Regions from separate parts of the Homo sapiens genome. Here region 2 is linked to region 1. Evidence: read pairs that join two places in POLR2A ChIA-PET (ENCODE). Cell type or tissue: Caco-2. All regions are shown on one strand. Links, peaks and the distances in the headings refer to the core of each region. The heading gives the core; the rest is flanking DNA.

What was found. ChIA-PET counts read pairs that join two places held together with the same protein. Peaks named below come from ENCODE experiments on the same cell type or tissue, not always from the same donor. Only the 100,000 strongest peaks of a DNase experiment are listed, where the experiment ranks them.
Region 2: POLR2A ChIA-PET joins it to region 1 with 8 read pairs; 2 of 35 experiments call an interaction of 5 or more read pairs at or near these places.

The regions. Positions count from the first base shown.
Region 1 is chr4:183,435,546-183,439,935 of GRCh38, reverse strand. No RefSeq gene overlaps it. Among named protein-coding and RNA genes, the nearest start is that of CDKN2AIP, 6.9 kb to the left of the region's middle. RefSeq lists an enhancer at 740-1,939. In Caco-2, for the core only: no CTCF peak of the experiment used is centred there; DNase peaks (open chromatin) are centred at 935 and 1,819.
Region 2 is chr4:183,321,286-183,325,654 of GRCh38, reverse strand. It overlaps CLDN24 (claudin 24), which reads left to right and starts at 3,229. Exons shown (of 1, transcript NM_001185149.1): 1 at 3,229-3,891. The coding sequence starts at 3,229. The coding sequence ends at 3,891. In Caco-2, for the core only: no CTCF peak of the experiment used is centred there; a DNase peak (open chromatin) is centred at 2,184.

The DNA.
Region 1 (4,390 bases), core at 83-4,082:
GAGACCATATTACAGATATTTAGATATTCCCAAAATATGCGTTCAGGATAAAATCTAATCTCTAGTGATAAATCGACAGCAGATGGATAATTCTGAAGTTTTCCTACTTACCTGCAGGATTTATGCCATTGTTTTTACATTAAGCCTTAACATTAATAAATGTTAATAAATTTGTTTGCTGCTGTGAGGATTAAGTAGATTGCGAAGTTATATCTTTCATGGGGGTGAGTTTCTAAAACCAGCATGTAAATGGAAGTCAGATGTGACTCCACTTTACCTTCTTTTCCTGTAGTGTCGCAATTGACCTCTACGCGGTGGCTCATGCCTGTAATCCCAGCACTTTGGGAGGCTGAGGCGGGTGGATCACCTGAGGTCAGGAGTTCAAGACCAGCCTGGCCAACATGGTGAAACCCCGTCTCTACTAAAAAAATACAAAAATTAGCCGGGAGTGGTGGCGGGCGCCTGTAATCCCAGCTACTTGGGAGGCTGAGGCAGAGAATTGCATGAACCAGGGAGGCGGAGGTTTCAGTGAGCCAAGATCGCACCACTGCACTCCAGCCTGGGTGACAGAGTGAGACTCCATCTCAAAAAAACAAAAACAAAAACGAAAAAACAGAAAGGCCCCTTGGGCATCTACTGATGTGAAGTTAGAGAACTATGGACTTTCTCTACAGGTTCACAGATTTTCGTTTGATTAATTTCGGTTGCTAGTGACAAAAAATTATGATTTAAAATGGCTTGTGCTGAAACAAAAAGGGAATTTATTGGCTGTGTTATTCAGAGTCCCGAGGGGGACTCTCCCCCGACTGTGGGATCCAGGTACTGAAACAATATAGTCAGGAAACCTGTTTCTCTTGTCTCTACAGTCTCAGGCAAGCTCTTCCTACGGAGTGGCAAAATGCTTCCTATTAGCTCACAGCATACGTTCTTCATAGCTCAGCAACTTCAGTAGCAAGAGAGCTTCTCTTTCCTGGTAGTTTCTGCCAGCGTCCTAAGGTTCTGTTGGGAGTTCTTTTGTCCTGTTGAGTCATATATCCCTTACATAAACACTATCCAGGTGTATGAAATGACTGTACAGGTCTGAGTCATGCACTCGCCCTAAGAATGATAAAATATCTGAGTAAGGTCAGTATCATGCAAGGAAAATAACAAACTCAATAAATAAAAGAATTTACACTCAAGGAAATGGAGATAAAACAATATGAATAGAAGGATGGCCAAATACCAGAAAAGATGTTAAAGAAACGATAGTAGTAAGCAGGTTTAAATGACACAAGGCAATTCTAAGAGGCACTGCTGTCAGGATGGCTTCCATTTTAGCCAAAGTGAAAAACCTTTTTATACCAATTTTTACATTTTTATATGCTGTTTCGTAGAGCCTTAAGGAAGACAATTTCATCTTTTTAGTCTTCATGTTCCTCCTCATGCCGACAAGGTGAGATATTATTATATTTTATTTTCCCATCCCTTTGTGAAGCTCTACACCTATCCCTCATCCCAGAATGTGGGGGATTTAAATCTACGAGAGAGATGGAGATCAGAGAAGAGTTGGTATTTGGAGAACTGCAGTTCAACTTCCCATAAACCAATAAACTTGATCCTGATTCTTCAGAATCATGGAAAATTTAAGCTGGAGGAGGACCTTAGAGATTGCATTTATTTCGTAGACAAAGAAACCTAGGTTCAGAGTGGTTAACTTACTGTCCAAGCTGATTATTGTCCAATGATTAACTCACAAGGTGTGGTGACTGAAAGATAAATAAGAACTGAGCTAAGACTTGTTAAATCCAGGCCAGGTACAGTGGCTTACGCCTGTAATCCCAACACTCTGAGAGGCCAAGGCAGGCAGATCAGAGGTCAGGAGTTTGAGACCAGCTTGACCAACATGGTGAAACCCCGTCTTTACTAAAAATACAAAAATTAGCCAGGCATAGTCGTGCGCACCTGTAATCCCAGCTACTCAGGAGGCTGAAGCAGGAGAATTGCTTGAACCCAGGAGGCGGAGATTGCAGTGAGCTGAGATCGCGCCACTGCACTCCAGCCTGGGCAACAGAGTGAGATTGTATCTCAAAAGAAAAAAAAAAAAAGACTTGTTAAATCAAAAAACTAAGATTATGACCACAATAATCCACTTAATTGTTGGGCCCTTTGGGAATTAGGAGCAGGAAGGATAAAAAAAAAATTGTGCTTCTTTGTACCCAGGGCTCCAGTTCATCAATGTGTGATTGCCTTGTAAATGTGAGCAGCCAAGGAAGCAGAAAGGAATGTTCCTGGAGGGATCTAGAAAGCCAGAGGAAAGAACAGCATAGAGCTTAATTTAGTGATCAAAAATATAGACTTGGGAGTCAGACATTCCTGAGTTGGAATTCTGGTTCTGCTAATTACCATCATTGTGTCCATGGGCAAATTATTTCACTTTTCTAAGTCTTCGTTTCCTTACCTGTAAAAGGGGATACCAGCACCTATGAATCATAAGAAATAAACGAGATGATGTCTATAAAGGCACATAGTTTAAATCCAATTAATGAACTTTAGAAACATTTTAGGTTTTATTTGGTAATATTGACAAAGTTTAATAATTGTTTGTTGTTTATGCAGAGAACATTTTTTTTCAAATAAATTCTGAGTATGGTAGGTACAAATCTCTGTCCATAATTTCAAGGTGTGTAAACAAATGTAGCTACAGTATTTTCCTCTGATTAAATTTTTGTTCTTTTCTTTTTTTTTTTTTTTTTTTGAGACAGAGTCTTGCTCTCTCGCTAGCCTGGAGTGCAGTGTCACAATCTCGGCTCACTGCAACCTCTGCCTCCTGGGTTCAAGCAATTCTCCTGCCTCAGCCTCCCTGGTAGCTGGGATTACAAGTGCACACCACCATGCCCGGCTGATTTTTTGTATTTTTAGTAGAGAACAGGGTTTCACCACATTGGCCAGGCTGGTGTCAAACTCCTGAACTCAGGTGATCCACCCACCTCGGCCTCCCAAAGTGCTGGGATTACAGGAGTGAGCCACGGCGCCCGGCCTAAATTTGTTTTCTATTTTAAGGTCCCATCCTACCAAATGGTGGAAACTTAATTTCAGTCACCTGAAGATTTTACTTCCTTCTGTACGAATTTGAGTATCCATTCCAGGGAGCTGACACAGTGCTGAGGCACAAAGGCAGGGTCAGGGACAAGGTGAGGCGCTCCCAGGCATCCCCTGAAATAGCCATCTTCCCACCAGGTTTTGGCCCACAAAGGCCACTGCTGCTTCCTCCTCATCCCTGTAGCAGCGCCTCTTTAGGTCAGGTGACTCTCCCTGCTGTGCTCATGCCCCTCTCAGGCACGGGTGAACATTCCATCGCCTACTGCACTGTGCTGGGGAGCACAGGTTCTCTCTGAGGCCCTCTCAGTCCACTTGCCCACACATGGCACACTGTCATTTCTAGTCTACTCCTCTGTGCCGTGCCAGGGAGAAGGGATGGATGCTCCAGATCTTGCAGCTTCGCTGGCTTCTGCTGGGAATGGGCATGGCCACCTTACTCATGGGTCCCCCAAACCTTTTAAAATTGCCATCATCCTTCCCCACCTCTCTGCTTCCCTTTCTCCCCGCACCACCCGCCCCCCCCCCCCCGCCCCACCCCACCGCCGCGTCCCCGCTGGCCAGTTGCAATTCGGCCTTGGAGGTACAGGTAGGCAGGACAAGGGGCCTCTCTTCTGGGAACCATACCAGCAGTCGAATTCCCTAGCTTCCCTCCTCACCCTTCAAGTTTTCCTTTCCATTGGATAATTTCTTATCTGGATATGAGGTAGCCTGGGTCTTCATTTGTCCTCCGAAACCTGTTATTATGCCCATAAAAGCCAGGGCATTGCTTCTCCTGCCTTCTCTTCTCTGCTGCATCTTGTAAAAGGCAATGGCCATAGAACTCCCACGCCTCGAGCAGAGGCAGAAGCAGGCAGAGGCAGTTTTAAAGGTTAGAGCCGCCCCCGGAATCCCCTGAGGAAATGAGGGAAGGAGCATCCTTAGCCATATCTGCCAAAGCCCCCTTAGGTATTAATACTACAGGCTGATTTTTAATTTTTCATAAGCAATTTCTTTAACCTTATAGAATAGATAGAGCAGCCTTGTGGAAAATTTGCAAGCTAATAAAGAATATGTGGATCAGGCCGGGCACGGTGGGTCACTCCTGTAATCCCAGCACTTTGGGAGGCCGAGGCAGGCGGATCACCTGAGGTCAGGAGTTCAAAACCAGCCTGACCAATACGGTGAAACCCCATCTCTACTAAAAATACAAAAATTAGTGGGTGTGGTGGCATGTGCCTCTAATCCCAGCTACTTGGGAGGCTGAGACAGGAGAATTGCTTGAACCCGGGAGGCGGAGGTAGAGGAGAGCCAAGATCACACCACTGCACTC
Region 2 (4,369 bases), core at 370-4,369, 110 kb after region 1:
GTATTGTGCTGTGGGGGTTGTGAGGGTAACAGCGTGTCTTCTCCTTAATAACAAGCTTAATAGCATTAATAGTGTGAATTACTATTTAGAAGGATTAGAAATATTAACAAAATGGGAGGCTGAGACACAAGAATCACTTGAACCCAGCAGACGGAGGTGGCAGTGAGCTGAGATCTGCACTCCAGCCTGGGCAACAAGAGCAAAACTCTGTCTCCAAGAAAAAAAAAAAAAAGAAAGAAAAATCAAGAAAAAATAAACTATAGATTTTCTTTTAATCAGATAAAACTATGTTTAGCAAGAGGAACCCCTCATCTTCACCTATTTATCAAAGTGCCAGGGAGGCCCGCGCCTGCTAGGAGGAAGGGCGGCTCTTCCTGGCCTCCTCTCTGGATTCTGCTGCCTTCAGATTCAGCAGATAATCTTCCTGCAAGATCCCAAACTAAGCCTCCTTCTTCATTTTGTGCTCAACCTGTGGACCCAGAGTAACCTTGCTCATTGCCAGAGAAGACCCCAGCGAGCTGGGCCTGGGGAGAGATGTGTATTGATCTCCAATGCTTAAGGGATTTTTAAAGGGTAATTTTGACAATGGAGGATTTGGCTTCTCCACTGACTTCAGAATCCAAAGCTTTTACTGGACCTCTCTGGCCTCTGCTTTCGTCCTTCCTCAACCCTGTCTTGCAGGACCCAGGGTCCATGGCTCCTGTTGCCAGCTGATGAGGTGGGGGCTGCTTACAGCAGCAATCTGGCTACCATTTGGCTTGAGGTGGCCTTGTCTGTGTGGTTTTTGTACCCTATATGACGAAAGAGGCTGAGCTCCCTGCTGGCAGCCCGCCATGTGGGTGACCCATCTTGGAAAGGGACCCTCCAGCCCCCAGTTGAGCTGACGCTGCCTGGAGCAGAGACAAGTGGTCCCTGCTGAGTCCCAGGCTGCACATTCATGAGCAAAATACATAGAAATTGCCAGCTGGGTACGGTGGCTCATGCCTATAATCCCAGCACTTTGGGAGGCCGAGGCAGCCGGATCACCTGAGGTCAGGGGTTCAGGGACTCCTGTTCAGCACCCAGTGCCTGCTCAGCAGGAGGGGCTCACAACTTTTTTTTTTTTTTTTTTCAGACAGAGTCTCGTTCTGTCGCCCAGGCTGGAGTGCAGTGGCGCATCTTGGCTCACTGCAACCTCTGCCTCCCCGGTTCAGGCGATTCTCCTGCCTCAGCCTCCTGAGTAGCTGGGATTACAGGCGCCCGCCACCATGCCTGGCTAATTTTTGTATTTTTAGTAGAAACGGGGTTTCACCATGTTGGTCAGGCTGGTCTCAAACTCCTGACCTTGTGATCCGCCTGCCTCGACCTCCAAAAGTCTTGGGGTTACAGGCATGAGCCACCGCGCCCAGCCCACAACATATTTTTTTAATGCTGACAGAATAAATGAATTGGGAAGGTGCTCAGAGGTTATGCAGGTCCAACACCCACCACAGCAGAAATCCCCTCCGTGATAACCTTGGCAGGTGATAACCTTTGGCTTAGATGCCTGCAGCAGGGAGAGCTCACTACGTCACGGAGCAGCCTATTCCATTAGGTTTTTAAAAAGCGTTTCACTGTGATATTAAGAATCATCTCCCTATGATCTTTCCCACTTGCTCTCCAGGCCTTCACCACCCCGACTGCCTCCTGGAAGAGAGCTCAAGCTTGCCATATCCTGTGCACTGGTGATGAGGCCCCAGACAGGTCTCCGGCCCTCTGGATCCAGGTACCTTTAAGCACCCTGGAATGACTTATTTCAGGATGGTGGGGGCACCAATACATCCTCAGGAATTCTGAAAATTTGTAAAAATTAAGGAAGAGTTCATCTGGTGCATAGTTTTTTCTTTTTAAACTTAAGATGATAGGAAAAGCTGAAGAAAGTACCACCTCAAATCTACATCTTATGCAATCTTATCCAAAGTAATTTGGATACATCGGGATCCATGTTCTGTCTCTCCGATCTCCTATTTAGAGACACAATAGAAGATAATTTCTGATCCTGGGCTACACTCCACTGTTGCAACGTGATGGGCAGTGGTTCTACTTCTCCAGGTTAGAACCTCTCAGGGGAGTGGCTCCACCTTTAGGGACTTTTCTGTCCTGTGGGCCCATCTGATTTTATCTCCTCTGAGCAGGTGCAGGATGCCCAGGGGCCATGTGGAGAGGAGACGGTGCAGCCCTGGGAATCTGGGGCAGGTGACCTCTTGTCCTGGCCTGTGAGGCCGGTCCTGTGTTCTCTGAGGGGTCAACCCTCTGCGTAAGTATGCTCTCAAGGTGTGGCCTCAACCAAAAAAATAAACAAGATGAAGCCTCGAAGTTCAGCTCCATTGTGGCTATTGTGTTTGTACCAGAGACTTTTGTCTGGGAGCTGGCAGGAGTCTTGAAGCCTGGTGTTGCTCTGCGTAAGCTGCTGAAATGACAAGGGGACAGCTCAGCTCTGGACAAAAAACACCTCCCTGGACGCTAAGATATCATGCTTTACCCCCAAGTCCTTAACGAGGATGGAGAAAACCACAGAGTGAATGCTGGAACTGCCCGGGACGTTCCCTTCCGCACTCAGTAGCCCCCAGCATCAGCCTCAGTCCTTTTCATTTTAATCAGTCCCGTAAGCCAGCCTCTACCTTTCAAAGGAATCCGAGGAACCTTCCTGCCAACTCTGAGCTCCTGCGACACTCGAGGATGTGGGCCAGGCTCTTGTGTAGGTTAAGGAAGTCTGAGAAGAATAGAGATTATAGGAAACAGTCTACCTTTCTTTACAAGACCTTGTTTTGCATCCCTGAAATTTCAGATTCAGCTCTTACAATGAAGTCCTGTTGTAGAAAGAGCTGGCCTTTTATCACCACTTAAAATCTAATTAATCCATACTGAAGCACAAAGATTTCTGTTGTATTTTAGGGTGAGGGGTCATAGAGCCCTCTTTGTTCATCCTTAGACTTATAATCATCAAGCATTGGGGATATAATTTTACCAAATTGGAAGGTAACAGATCAAGTCCTTATCAGAAAGCCCAACTCATAGTTTTAACAGAGTCCTTCGTCCTTTACGTGAAACATTATATTCAAGAAGAACAAAAACGCATTTCAGAGTGCCCAAAGAGTTAATGACCACAGCTTATATTCCAGGCAGCATAGAACCAAGATTGTCACATTACCGTCAACCACAAAGGACAGCAGATCCTATAGGGGTGGCAAAGTCCTAAGACCTGTCGCAATGGCTTTAATCTTTAGAACAGCAATGCAATCTGTTGGACTTTTACTATCTCTCCTGGGATGGATTTTATCCATTATTACAACTTATTTGCCACACTGGAAGAACCTCAACCTGGACTTAAATGAAATGGAAAACTGGACCATGGGACTCTGGCAAACCTGTGTCATCCAAGAGGAAGTGGGGATGCAATGCAAGGACTTTGACTCCTTCCTGGCTTTGCCTGCTGAACTCAGGGTCTCCAGGATCTTAATGTTTCTGTCAAATGGGCTGGGATTTCTGGGCCTGCTGGTCTCTGGGTTTGGCCTGGACTGTTTGAGAATTGGAGAGAGTCAGAGAGATCTCAAGAGGCGACTGCTCATTCTGGGAGGAATTCTGTCCTGGGCCTCGGGAATCACAGCCCTGGTTCCCGTCTCTTGGGTTGCCCACAAGACGGTTCAGGAGTTCTGGGATGAGAACGTCCCAGACTTTGTCCCCAGGTGGGAGTTTGGGGAGGCCCTGTTTCTGGGCTGGTTTGCTGGACTTTCTCTTCTGCTAGGAGGGTGTCTGCTCAACTGCGCAGCCTGCTCCAGCCACGCTCCCCTAGCTTTGGGCCACTATGCAGTGGCGCAAATGCAAACTCAGTGTCCCTACCTGGAAGATGGGACAGCAGATCCTCAAGTGTAAGACTCCGACAAGGCCAGAGATGTATCCTGTATCAACTGTGATGACAAAGACCTCTTTGTTTTGTAGCTAAACCTGTGATGCTCACGTTTTCTCATTCACTATTTTTCTACAGTAGGTAGACCCACTTCCCTCTAAAATCTGAATAATGAAGGAAAAATCTTTTATCTAAAAGAAAATGATTATGGTAAGCATTATACAGGTAGAAGTGAAACAAGCTTCATTGATCTGGTTATTGAAATTAATGTGGTGGCTGTCCAATACAGTCAGTTTCAAGCTTTAATGTGTAAATTTCATATTAGAAAGCTTTTTTCTGTTTTTCTTTTTTTTGTTGTTGCTGTTGGTAGTCAGAAATGATCTTTAGTTTCTGTTTCCTAAAGAAAAAAACTAACAATCTGAAAATTTTAAGTGTTCTACTTTAGCAAAACCACATGCTAAGCCAACCTCAAAGTGTTATTTCCACAACAATGACCTTTTTCTT